Linked DNA regions of Homo sapiens: region 1 is linked to region 2. The links are chromatin contacts, found by POLR2A ChIA-PET in ENCODE. All regions are on one chromosome and are shown on one strand. Each heading gives the region's core, a stretch centred on a gene start or an enhancer-like site at or near the end of the contact. The rest is flanking DNA. Distances are from core to core; before and after follow the strand shown.

Region 1 (6,723 bases), core at 110-2,609, 480 kb after region 2:
GGATCTTCTGAAGCATGAGGCAAAGCCGTGCTGACCTCCCTCTTCCTCAGACGTGCCCAGTCCAAGCTCATTCCTACACAAGAGCCCTCGTATCTACTGTTCCCTGTGCCTGGAAAGCTGGTCCCGATCCTGTGTCTGATCCTTTTCCTAGGTCTCGGCTCGGACAGGCATCTGGGACCCTCTTCAGGGGGGTTGTTTCAGCCCACCTGACTTACAGCATCCCCCTACCTGGGTCCCACTGTAACATATCATCTTGTTCTGTTTTCCTCACAGTACTTATCACTTCTCACTTCTTGAAATTATTTTTTTGTTTTCTTTCTTTTTTTTTCTTTTTTCTTTTTTCTTTTTTTTTTTTTTTTGAAACAGAGTCTCGCTCTGTCACCCATGCTGGAAGGCAGTAGTGTGATTACAGGTCACTGCAGCCTCCAACTCCTGGGCTCAAGTGATCCTCATGCCTCAGCCTCCAGCCTCCCAAGTAGCTGGGACCATAGGCACATGCCACCATACCTGGCTAATTTTTGTACTTTTTGTAGAGACAGGGTTTCCACATGTTACCCAAGCTGGTCTCGAATCCCTGAGCTCAAGCAATCAGCCTCCCAAAGTGCTGGGATTACAGGAATGAGCCTCTTTCCCTGGCCTCCCTTCATTTTTAATAAAAATTGTATGCACCAACTTAAGGTGTCTCCTGCCCTCTGGCTCTGCCCACATCTCAGTCCCTCCTTTCCTCTACGTCCCTGCCAGTCTTATCTCCTCTTGACCTTTCCGTCCCTCAGCAACTTCTACTATTTCCTTCTGCCCCAAATGCCTAGAACCACCACTCCCTCTCTGCCCAGCAAACTCCCTCTTCCCTCCTTTCAAAGTCCTCCAGCCTCACCTCTTCCCTGACGCCTGCCCTTGCTCAGAACACCTCCACGCAGGTGACAGATCACCCAGTCCAGGATCAGGCAGTCGCCTGCTCTCCTGAGCAGCCCATGTTCCTCCTCTGCTTTTCCCTGGCCGGCGGGGCCTACAGTCTGTCCATTTCACATGATCAGCCCCTGGGGGTCAGGAATTCTGCCTTGCACTGGCTTCATTATGAAGGTCATGCCCTGTATTCCTGCCTTGGCAACGGAAATGCTAGGTGAATGGTGGGTATGTGGATGAAACGCACAAGGCTCATGCCATTAAGGACACCTTCTGGCCGGGTCCCTTCTTCCCTCTCTCAGCCACCTCCTCCTGCTTGCTAAGCTTCCCCAAGAAGACAGACCCAGGCCCGCTCACCTGAGAGCCAGAAGAGGAGCAGGTAGAGTGTCAGCAGGGGCATCTTCTCTTCAGACAGGTCCCCGTTCCCCTCAGTGGAGCCTGGCAGCAGGAACAAACTACAGACTCCCAGCCTTCTGCTGGTACTCACTCTCGCCCTTGAACTTCCTCCTTCAGTCACTTCCCATGGGTGAAAGAGACTAAAAGAGGAAGGAGGTGGTTGGTTGGGCACCGTGGCTCAGGCCTGTAATCCTGGCACTTTGGGAGGCCAAGGCGGGCGGATCACGAGATCAGGAGTTCAAGATCAGCCTGGCCAACATAGTGAAACCCCGTCTCTACTAGAAATACAAAAATTAGCCAGGCGTGGTGGCGCACACCTGTAGTCCCAGCTACTCAGGAGGCTGAGACAGAAGAATCGCTTGAACCTAGTAGGCGGAGGTTGTAGTGAGCCGAGATCGTGCCACTTGCACTCCAGCCTGGGTGACAGAACAAGACTCTGTCTCAAACAAAAACAAAAAAAAAAAAAAAAAGAGGAAGGAGGTGGAAAGGGTGAAATTTCGAGGCAGTTGACAATGCAAGGGGTCACAGGAATCATCAGCTTCTGAGAAGTACCTCTCTGTACACAGCCACCGTGGGTTCTCTAAAAAGAGAACTTCGTGGCTCCTCTGTCATGTGGAAACCTGCAGACAGATCCACTGGGTCTGGCCAGCCCTTATCCAATCCTCCAAACCTGGTGGGTTGGCTGGGGGCAGGGGCACGCGGCTCCACCAGAGGGGTCCTGGAGAGCCACGGCTGATAGACACGATGTCCTAAACCTGGAGCTTCAGGTGTAGCCAGATGCTTGGGAGCCCAGAAGGCCAGAAGTTCAAGAGGATTGAGGGGCACTTGTGGCCAAAGTCAGAAAGCCAGAGGAGAGATTCCAGACCAAAGGTTGGAAGGCAGCTATGAGGAGATTGGGTATCCAACCCCAGACTACAAGGCCAGGTACGGTGGCTCACACCTGTAATCTCAGCACTTTAGGAGGCTGAGGCAGGAAGATCACTTGAGGCCAGGAGTTCAAGACCAGCCTGGGCAACATGGCAAGGCTTCATCTCCACAAAAAAAAAAAAAAAAAAAAAAAAAAAAAGTCAGGCATGGTGGCTCATGCCTGTAATCCCAACACTTTGGGAGGCCAAGGTAGGCAGATCACTCCAGGTCAGGAGTTAGAGACCGGCCTGGCCAAAATGGTGAAACCCCATCTCTACTAAAAAATACAAAAATTAGCTGGGCGTGGTAGCATTCACCTGTAATCCCAGTGACTCGGGAGGCCGAGGTAGGAGAATCACTTGAACCCAGGCGGCAGAGGTTGCAGTGAACCCAGATCGCACCACTGAACTCCAACCTAGGCAACAGAGCAAGACTCTGTCTCAAAAATAATAACAATAATAATAATAATTAGTTCTGCAGAGTCATGCATGCCTGTAGTCCAAGCAATCTGGGAAGCTAAGGCCTGAGGATTACCTGAGCCCAAGAGGTCGAAACTGCAGTGAGCTATGATTGAGCCACTGTTCACTGTACTCCAGCCTGGGCAACAGAGCAGACGCTGTCTCTTTAAACACACACACACACACACACACACACACACACACACACGCACGCACAGAGAGGTTCAGAGAGAAGGGAGATGCAAGCAGGGAACTACTGGCCCACTGACAAGAGGCGCTTTGTCCTGAGAACACGAAGGAAGCTCCTACTGCTGTACCCCAGCCCACCAGGTGAGATCCCAGGGATACCTACATCTGGAATCTTCCAGAAACCTGTCCATTGTACCAGGGGGTCTACCTGAGGAAACCAGTTCATTGCTCAGGACTATTATCCCCTCGCTCCACCCCTCACCTTATAACTATTTGTTGAAGGAAGGAAGGAAGAAAGGAAGGACCAGTTTTGCCCCTCACTCTCCTCCTTCTGACAATCATGTCCATCCCCCATCTCTCCTTTCCCATCAAGACCCCAGCAAGTCCCTAGGGTCGGGACTGGGGATATAAAAGGATTAGGAAGGGCCAGACTCAGTGGCTCACACTTGTAATCCCAGCATTTTGGGAGGCCAAGGCAGGTGGATCACCTGAGGTCAGGAGTTCGAGATCAGCCTGGCCAACATGGCAAAACCCCGTCTCTACTAAAAATACAAAACTTAGCCGGGTGTGGTGGTGGGTGCTTATAATCCCAGCTACTCAGGAGGCTGAAGCAGGAGAATAACTTGAACACAGGAGGTGGAGATTGCAGTGAGCTGAGATCGCACCATTGCACTACAGCCTGGGCAACAAGAGTGAAACTCCATCTCAAAATAAATAAATAAATAAAAATAAATAAAAGGATTAGACCTTTCTCACCTTCTGCACCTGGAGCCACTTTTGCCATGTGTCACATACACCCTGTGACATCTTGACAAGGGAGTGAGTCTCAAAGAGGGACGCAACCCCCTCACACCCTAATCAGGAATGAGTGGGTGTGCAGAGGGTTATTTGCACAGAAAACCACAGCAGCTGATAAGCCATGGCTTTTCCAGGACGTGGCCAGAGATGGCTTCTCGCTTTACATATCTGCAGACCATAAAGTAGGTCAAGAATCCGGGGTGAGGGCTTGGCCAGCCCTTTGGTCCCTGCTGCATGTCAATAGGTCCTCTGCCCAGGGCACCATGCAGATACTCAGAGAGCAATCAGCCCTCTGCAGTAGGGAAGCCATTGGCTTCCAGGAAAAAGGACCAGGAATGGGGGCTGCCCTGAAAAACAAGGGGCAGATGCATCGAGGGTGGTGGGGTAAGCTTTCTTCTCCTGGGCATGAGCAACAAGGAGGGAACAGCACTGTCTGTTAGAACTGCCTGTGGCCAGACCCTCTGATCGTGGCCTCTCCCAGACCTGGCCTCCCCAAGAAGGATTCCCCTTTGAAACAAGAACAGAGAATTCAGGCCGGGCACGGTGGCTTACACCTGTGATCTCAACTCTTTGGGAGGCTGAGGCAGGCGGATCACCTGAGGTCAGGAGTTCAGGACCAGCCTGGCCAACATGTCGAAACCCCATCTCTACTAAAAAATACAAAAAATTAGCCGGGCATGGTGGTGGATGTCTGTAATTCTAGCTACTAAGGAGGCTGAGGCAAGAGAATTGCTTGAACCCGGGAGGCAGAGGTTGCAGTAAGCCGAGGTCACAACACTGCACTCCTCCAGCCTGGGTAACTGAGCAACACACTGTCTCAAAAAGAAAAAGCAGAGAATTCGCCAAGTGGTTCTGAGTAGCTGCTCCTCTAACCAAGTGCCTATGGGGAATACAGGGGAATCGGCTCTTCTGCAGGCCTTGCGTCCTCAAAAACTCATTTGAACCTGTAATCCTGGTTTGACCATTGACCTATACACAAGCCAGTTATATCCCTGGGCTTCCCTGTCCCCATATGTGAAAGCAGGGATTAGACAGGTCATCTGAGATTCTCCCTGCTCTAACGCACCTATGTATGTATGTATGTGTGTGTGTGCATGTATGTACGTGAATGGTTGAACCTGTCATTCTGCCCTGGCCTTGTGTGCTCTGCTAGGGGACTCTGTCTAGCACCTAAGAACCAGTCTCTGTTTTTATAAATCATAATTCTTCTCAGAAACCATTCCTGAGCCCTTTTAGTTCCCCTCACTTCCAATTGCACTTTATCTTTCCCAACCACTTGTGCTATGTTTCATATTTTCCATCATTATTACATTGAATCCTCACTATAAATCTAGAGGAAAGGTGATGCGTTTCTCATTTTTCAAAGAAATTGAGACGCAGAGAGCAAGTGACGTGTCCAAGGTCACATAGCTAGTAAGTGGCAGAGCCAAGATTCAAACCCAGGCCTGGTTCATATAAGCCATGCTGCCTTGTGTCAGGGTCAGGGAGGGGGCAGAGAAAGAGAGAGAGAGAGAGAGAGAGAAAACAGCCCTTAGATCCTGCTCAGTGCTGACAATGAAGAATTGATAAAGCAGAGAATCCCGGAGCTGGTTGTCACCAGGGCGTCCACTCCAAGGTTGTTTTTTAAACAAATTTCCTGGCCGGGTGCAGTGGCTCACGCCTGTAATCCCAGCCCTTTGGGAGGGCAAGGTAGGCGGATCACCTGAGGTCAGGAGTTCAAGACCAGCCTGACCAACATGGTGAAACCCTGTCTCTACTAAAAATACAAAAAATTAGCTTGGCATGGTGATAGGTACCTGTAGTCCCAGCTGCTCAGGAGGCTGAGGCAGGAGAATCACTTGAACCTGGGAGGCAGAGGTTGCAGTGAGCTGAGATCGCACCATTGCATTCCAGCCTGGGCAACGAGAGCGAAACTCTGTCTCAAAAATAAAATAAAATGAAATAAAACAAATTTCAGAATGAAAGAATGTTTTATCATGCACTGAAAACTGACTTATTAAGCAGGTAACTGATACCACCAGCCTTGAACATTTTCCAGATCTCATGCCCCTCTTCTGCAGTGTATGGAATGGGAATCTGGGCCTTACCCAAGTTCTTGTCCAGGAATTCAGGCACAGGCAAAGCTTATTTCTGAGAAAAATAGGCGTCTCCAAAGAGTGAGTCTGAAAGTTTGTGTCTCTCGAATTTCATACGTTGAAACTTAACCTTCAATGTGATGGCATTACGAGGTTGAGCCTTTGGAGAGTAACTAGGTCAGGAGAGTAACTAGGTCTCCTGAATGGGATTAGTGCCCTTATAAGAAAGGCCCCAGAGGGCTGGGCGCGGTGGCTCATGCCTGTAACCCCAGCACTTAGGGAGGCCGAGGCAGGCAGATCACCTGAGGTCGGGAGGGAGTTCAAGACCAGCCTAACCAACATAGAGAAACCCCGTCTCTACTGAAAATACGAAATTAGCCAGATGTGGTGCATGCCTGTAATCCCAGCTACTCAGGAGGCTGAGGCAGAAGAATTGCTTGAACCTGGGAGGCAGAGGTTGTGGTGAGCCAAGATCGTACCATTGCACTCCAGCCTGGGCAGCAAGAGCGAAACTCCATCTAAAAAAAAAAAAAAAAAAACAGAAAAGAAAAAGAAAGGTGCCAGAGAGCTGCCTTGCCCCTTCTACCATGTGAGGACACAGCAAGAAGGAGTCCTCCCTGAGGAGTGGGTCCTCACCAGATCCTGAGCCTACCAGTGCCTTGACCTTGGACTCTCCAGGCTCCAAAACTGTGAGAAATACATTTCTGTTTATAAACCACACAATCAGCAGGGCATAGTGGCCCACACCTGTAATCCCAGCACTTTGGGAGGCCAAGGCAGGCAGATCCCTTGAGATCAGGAGCTCCAGACCAGCCTGGCCAACATGGTGAAACTCCGTCTCTACCAAAAGATACAATTAGCTGGGCATGGTGGCACGACCCTGTAGTCCCAGCTACTTCGGAGGCTGAGGCAGGGGAATCACCTGAGCCCAGGAGACGGAGGTTGCAGTGAGCCAAGATCGTGCCATTGCACTCCAGCCTAGGTGACAGAGTGAGACA
Region 2 (7,108 bases), core at 1,162-3,661:
GGGAAGGGCCCCATGGTCACTGCCCTCTAGGCTCTCTCTGCCCCTCCCTGCCATCCTGCTGCCTGCCTCCTCTTCACCCACCAGCACCAGGATCACTGGAGGAGGAACCTAGCCCCGAGAGGAAAATCCCCTGCCCTGCCCAGGAAGGCACCAGGGCCATGACCTTCACGGGTTTAGAGAAACTCCCAGAACTCCCTTATGGGAAAACATCAAGTCCTAGAAGTCCCTATCCCACAGGACGAGAGCTGCCAGGGAGGGGAGCTGGAACGGGCCCCCAGGCTGGGGCCTCCCACCCCATGGCCTGATGGTGCTCCAGGGCCAGGTTTGGACATTTCACAGCAGGTTCCACTCTCTGAAATCCCTGCTCCAGGGCCAGGTTTGGACATTTCACAGCAGGCCCCACTCTCTGAAATCCCCTGTGTTCCCAAAGAGAAGGGTTCTGTATCCCTGGAGATCAGCCCCTCGTCCTCTCCGTTGTTACCGAGAAGTGAGGTCAGGAGTCCCAGGGCTTCACACTGGTCCAGCCAGCCCATAGCTGCCTCCAGCCTGTGGGTGGTCACCTCCCCCTCTGGCGTGAACCCCTAGGGCCCAGGTGTAGCTGCTGCCTTGCCTCCAGGTGGAAAGGTGGCACTGGGTCCTTACTAGGACCTGTGAGGCTGGTTTGGGCCTCAGAGTGGACACCCAGCACACCAGTCCTCAGGGCTCCAGGGGAGGCAGCAGATCTTAGAAGACTTCCCAGATCCAAGGGGAGAAGTCCGGATATCAGATAAATGACTAGTGAGATAATGTCAGTGAAAGTGCTGGTAGACTGTAAAGTACACTCAGCTGTATGACTGTGATTATGAGTGCTATTAATTACTGTAATCACCTTGGGGTCAGCGGGAGGCTGGGATCCAGGACGCTGTGGGCGGCAGAGGCAGATGGGGGACTCGTCGACAGGTCAGGCAGGACCTGGATCTGGGCCTTGCCAGAGGCCAGATCATGCAGCTGAGTGGCCAACAAGAAGCCCTCTAGGGATGCACCCACAGAGTGGGGTGGGCCCTGCTCCAAGTCCTCCTTTCCTGGACTGGAAGCCCCATACCTATGCACGTCCAACTAGAGGGACACCTGTGCCTTGGTGGGTAGGGGCGGTGGTTCAGGGATCAGGCGGTCCTGGGAGGGCTGCACGCCCCAGTCTAGGGGAGTAGAGAGGAGTCGTTTTGGGATACCAAAACTTCCTGTACCTGGTAGCCAGCACGGCCCCTCCAGGCTCTCTCATGTGAGTCTGCAGCAGGCTGATGGGCAGCCCTCAGATGTAGAAACTGAGGCACAGGGAGGTTGCATTGCTGACCCGAGGTTGAAAATGTGTATGTTTCAGAGCAGAAACCAGAACCCAGGCCTCCTGGTCTTAGCCCCTTACCTCCACTGACCTGGCCCATCCACACTTCCAGATAAGCTCACTGAGCGCTGGAGAGTCCTCCCTCCCAGAAGTTTTCATACTTGAGCTTGCATCAGAATCACCTGGAAGGGTTGGTAAACACTGATTGCAGGGCCCTGCCCCCAGAGGTTCCGCTTCAGCGGTCCTGGGGCAGGGCTGAGAGCTTTTGCTTTTGTGAGTGAGTTCCCAGGGGGTGCATCTTACGCCCCTAGTCCCGGGACCACACTTGAGAACTGCTCTTTCCTCTAGACCGTGGTCTCCGCCACCTGTAGCTCGTCCCTAAGTCTGCCCAGCCTGGAAAACTGACCTGTCCCTCCTGTTCTCAGAGCTTTCCGTGAGAGAGAGCCTGATTCCATCTCTGGGTCATCCCACCTGTCCCTGCGGGGAGTATTATGTCCTGAAACTTTAAGGAATTGGGGATGGTATAGAGAAGTGGGGAGTTGTAAGTAGGTCACTGCTGTCATTCTTATTTTTTAAAATTTTAGGATCTTTTGAGCCTAGGAGTTCAAGAACAGCCTGGGCAGCATAGCGAGACCCCATCTCAAAAAAACAATTTTTTAGTTTTGTTTCCTGTGGGAAAATATCAGGAAGAAAGAGAAGGCATGACAAATACAAATACTGCCTTCTTTTTTTTTCCCCCTAAGGAGGAGTTTAAGAAATAGAGAAGTTAACTGTGAGAGAGTAGAACTGTGAGGGAGAAAACAAGTGGCCTCACAGAAAAAGTTTACAGATAATTTTTTAACAGCCCTTTACTCTGAAGTTTGTTTGATTTATAGAAATATAGAAATATAGAAATGTCACCTATTACTGGGTTTGTTCAGAATGGCACTATTCTTTGATGATAGTGCCATTTGTATAAATGTTTCCAAAGTGGTTGTACATTTATCTTATTAAATTGAACAGCCAAGTGTACTAGCATGACATTTAGTTACTGAATGTACTTTTACATGGTTTGGGGTCTTTTCCCCTGTGCTTCGGGCTGTCGAATCTGCACATGGTAGAGTGTCTCCGTACTCTGGTATCTCTTAGTCCTTAACCAACTCGTAAGAACCAAGCATAAGCCAGAAAACGGAACAAGCCGCTGACACTGAAAAAATAAAACAAAATGAAACAAAGAGAGCCATTCTCTTTTCTGGAACTAGGAACTCCCAGCGTAGCGCAGATGTAAAAGGCCACACAGCTGATGTGAAGTCCCCATAACACAGAGAACACCGTTGGCCTCCGAGAGTGGAATCTAATCGGCCTTGCTGATCTCACTGTGGGAAGTTTCTGCCTCTTCTTCTGTGTCGTTTTTATCTCCCAGACCCGTGGGAGCTGAAGGCTGCCGAGTGTGGATTAGTGCACACTGCCCCACTCCCGGCCCGTTGTGCTTCTTGGTTTAGTGTGACAGTTTCAGAACAACAAAGCCCTTTCTCCGCTCGCTGCCAGCAAGGGCGTGCTTGGGGCTGCCAAGCTGCACCCCGGGGTTCTGCAGGCACCCTGGGTCTGGGCTGTGGGAAAGTCCCGCTAACCAGTACGAGCCCTGCCTGTGCTCTTCAAAAGCCAGCTAGGGTTGACCACTTGGACCATTAGAAATGGATGCACATGGCCGGGCGTGGTGGCTCATGCTTGCAATCCCAGCATTTTGGGAGGCCGAGGTGGGTGGATCACTTGAGGCCAGGAGCTCGAGAGACCAGCCTGGCCAACATGGTGAAACTGTCTCCACTAAAAATACAAAAATTAGCCGGGCATGGTGGTGCACACCTGTAGTCCTAGCTACTTGGGAGGGAGGCTGAGGCAGGAGAATCACTTGAACCCGGGAGGCGGAGGTTGCAGTGAGCCAAGATTGCACCACTGCACTCCAGCCTGGGTGACACAGAGCGAGACTCCATCTCAAAAAAAAAAAAAAAACAAAAAAGAGAAAGAAAGAAATGGATGAACGGGCTACTCTGGCACACTGCCTAGAGGGTAGCCCTGCTCTGCAAGGAGCAGTACCTTTAAATATAAATAAATAAATAATGTTTTTAACTGGATGGCCAGCCGTCAACTTTCTATTTCTGTCTTGCATTGGCAGATGTTTCCTTCAGGGTCCACTCAACCCCAGGCCCTTAGGGCTCAGCCAAGGGACAGGAGCCTGTCTGCCCACCCAGCAGGACACACATCCAGGGGAGGATGTGAATACAAGGAGAAGGCGCCGGTTTCCTCCTCCTGCCTCATGTCCAGGCTCCTCAGAGACAGGATCGCAGCTGTTTTTGTTTTTGCAAAGTCCCATTGTCCTGCCTTCACTCAGCGTTCAGGACCCGGTGTGCTGCGGCTAGTGCCACAACAAAGCTTTTCTCTTATAGAACAATTAGAAATCCTATTGTGGGGATACAAGGTCAAGGTAGCAACATAGAGTCTGTTTCTCTAAAAGAGAATTTGTAAGCCAAAGTGCTGAAAGTTTTAAGAGAATCTTCAAAGAATAATGGATTATTTTGTTGGTTTCTCCATCTGGGTGTCTCTGTATATAGTAAGGTATAGTAATGAATGCATACGTTTATTCCAGCCCTTTACAGCAGGGGCCACGTGGTGGGCACACAGGATAGCCTCCTTAGTAGAGAGCAACAGAGGCTCCAGAGGGCAGGGATGTGCCCACACTCCCAGCGCCAGAGGCTAGACCTGGCCTCAGCCTGCAACACATAATGGTGTGCTCCTTTGGCGCCAGCATTCTCTCTCTCGGAGCCCAGATCCTGTTTAAGGCCAGGTCAGGGACTGCCCCCTGGTTTGAGGGACATGAGGACTGGGTGGGTAGTGGCGGCCTCTGTCTTCAGTCCTTCCTCCAGGGGCACAGGCTCGAGATCTTCAGGCCTGGGGCAGCATGGTGTGTTCATTCATGCCTAAGCAGGCCAGGCCAGCTTTTTTTTTTTTTTTTTCGACACAGAGTATCACTCTTGTCGCCCAGGCTGGAGTGCAATGGTGCGATCTTGACTCATTGCAGACTCCGCCTCCCGGGTCCAAGTGATTGTCCTGCCTCAACCTCCCAAGTAGCTAGGACTATAGGTACATGCCACCACACCTGGCTAATTTTTATATATTTTTTTGTAGAGACAGGGTCTCACTGTGTTGCCCAGGCTGGTCTCAAACTCCTGGGTTCAAGCAATCCGCCTGCCTCAGCCTCCCGAAGTGCTGGGATGACAGGCATGAGCGTAATTATCGCACCTGGCCAGGCCACCTTCTGCTGCCTGCAAAGACCTCTTCCGGGATGAGAATCAGAAGCTCTACCTCCATGGCTTTTGCCCCCTGCTCCTCCCTAGGTTTCCGGAACTACCCAGAAGATGAAGGTGGACCTAGAGCAGCACCTGGCCCGGCTCAGTGAGATCTTTGCTGCCCGGGGCGATTACCTGCAGACCCTGAAGTTCATACAGCAGATGGCGGGCAGCGTTGTTGTTCAGCTCTCAGGACTGCCCGTGTGGAGGGAGGTCACCATGGAGCTGACCAAGCTATCCGACCAGACTGGCTACGTGGAGTACTACAGGTGAAGGACCGGTGGGAGGCAGAGGGAGGGGCAGCAGCGGCTACATCAGCTTTGTTTATCCAAACCTGCATGTTGAGCTCCAGGTGGAGAAGGGCCACTGGAAAGTATTTTTTTTTTGTTTTGTTTTTTTAAGACAGAGTCTTGCTCTGTTGCCCAGGCTGGAGTGAAGTGGCACGATCTCAGCTCACTACAATCTCTACCTCCGGGGTTCAAGAGATTCTCTTGCCTCAGCCTCCCTCCCAAGTAGCTGGGACTACAGGTGTGTGCCGCCACGCCAGACTAATTTTTGTATTTTTAGTAGAGACAGAGTTTCACCATGTTGGCCAGGCTAGTCTCTCGAGCTCCTGGCCTCAAGTGATCCACTGGCCTCAGCCTCCCAAAGTGCTGGGATTACAGGCGTGAGCCACCATGCCCAGCCCACCAGAAAGTCTTGATAAGCCATTGGCCAAAATCAGGAGAACATGGGGGCTTACAGGGGCCACGTGGTGAGCATGCAGGATAGCCTCCTTAATAGATAGGCAGCAGAGGCTACAGAGGACAGGGATGTGCTCACACTCCCCGCGCCAAAGGCTGGACCTGGCCTCAGCCTCCCGCACACGGTGGGGTGCTTCTCTGGGACTAGCATTCTTCGTGGCTGGTGCAGGGTGGAAACGCCACATGCTTCATAGGTTCCTCGCCTGCCAGAGTTCATGGGACAGGATTTCTTGTATCCACAGACACAGCCACAGGGTTATGGGGGGTTGAGGAGATGAGCACCCGGCTAAGGGTGCTAAGAAGTTGCCATCAGGGGAGGCTCTGACCTACAAGTCATTGTGCTCCCAGGGCCTGGGCCTAAGCGTGGAGGAGGCACAAGGGAGGAATGAGGCTGTGTCCCCAGACTCACTTTTTTTTTCTTTCTTTTTAAGACAGTATCTCACTCTGTCACCCAGGCTGGAGTGCAGTGGTGTGATCATGGCTCATTGTAGCCTTGAACTCCTGGGCTCAAGTGATCCTCCCGCCTCAGCCTCCTGAGTAGCTGGGACTACAGGCATACAACCACACCTGGCTAGTTTAAAAAAATTTTTTTTTGCAGCTGGGACTGGTGGCTCACACCTATAATCCCAGCACTTTGGGAGGCCAAGGCAGGCAGATCGCCTGAGGTCGGGAGTCCGAGACCAGCCTGACCAACATGGAGAAACCCTGTCTCTACTAAAAAATACAAAATTAGCTGGGCGTGGTGGCGCATGCCTGTAATCCCAGCTACTTGGGAGGCTGAGGCAGCAGAATTGCTTGAACCCAGGAGGTGGAGGTTGCAGTGAGCCAAGATCATGCCATCACACTCCAGCCTCAGCAACAAGAGGGAAACTCCATCTCAAAAAAAAAAAAAAAATTTTTTTTTAGAAATAGGGGTCTTGCTTTGTTGCCCAGGCTGGTCTCAAACTCCTGGCCTCAAGCAATCCTCCCACCTCAGCCTCCCAAAGTCCAAGGATTACAGACATGAGCCACCATGCCCAGACCAGCCTCACTTATGTAGAACCTGAGTGATGGGGACTGAGGGGCACCACCCTCACTTAGGTGTACAAACTCATGCCCGTGTCATCTGACCTCTGGGGCTTTGTTTACATCTCCCCTGCCTCCCCATTTGCCAAATCCCAGCCTAGCCAGAGGCACTGGACACAATCGGCGGAGCAGGGACCTGCTGCCCCTCTCCAGGTGCAGGGTCCAGCGAAGTTTGCTCCGTGGAAAGCACAGGAAGGAGGCAGCAGCCCCAGCCTTTGGAGGGCTCCCGGCTGAATGATGGCCTGGGCTTGTGCTCCCAGGGCCCGGGCCTAGCATGGAGGAGGCACGTGGGGAGGGGAAGCATGAGTCAGGAGGAGCGAGTGTCAGTTCTTTGGATCCCTCCCCGCACCCTCCATTTGTTGGCTCCTCTTCAAGCCATTGATGAACGTCAGAGCCTTTAGCTCAGGGTTGCACAACTTACTTCTGTTTTCTGGATTTGTGTCCCCTTGTGTCATAAAGCCCCACTCCAGGAGGTCACTGCTGGACTGAGTCCAGGGGCCTCTCCCCTTCCCAAAAATAGGAGGTGGCAGGTCCCTGAGCAGAGGGAGCTCATGAAGTCCCCAGCTCTGGGGGTCCTCCCCACACCTTGCCTCCCCAGCCCGTCCAGTCCCTGCATCTCCGCCATGTCCTGGATGCTCTGGATTGAAGGGACCTTGGCC

Evidence for each region. ChIA-PET counts read pairs that join two places held with the same protein, here RNA polymerase II (POLR2A).
Region 1: POLR2A ChIA-PET joins it to region 2 with 11 read pairs in activated T-cell. The contact joins the promoter of CD300LF here to the enhancer-like site in region 2. POLR2A ChIA-PET finds 5 or more read pairs at or near these places in 2 of 52 experiments (MCF 10A and activated T-cell).

What each region holds. Positions count from the first base shown.
Region 1 is chr17:74,711,564-74,718,286 of GRCh38, forward strand. CD300LF (CD300 molecule like family member f) reads right to left here and starts at 1,360. Exons shown (of 7, transcript NM_139018.5): 1 at 1,261-1,360. The coding sequence starts at 1,303. It also overlaps a transcript of RAB37 not described here.
Region 2 is chr17:74,232,605-74,239,712 of GRCh38, forward strand. TTYH2 (tweety family member 2) reads left to right here. Exons shown (of 14, transcript NM_032646.6): 4 at 4,690-4,910. Among named protein-coding and RNA genes, the nearest start is that of TTYH2, 23 kb to the left of the region's middle. Within about 2 kb of position 2,412, at least 8 of the 41 ENCODE cell types and tissues checked have a DNase peak (open chromatin) inside an H3K27ac peak, as active enhancers do.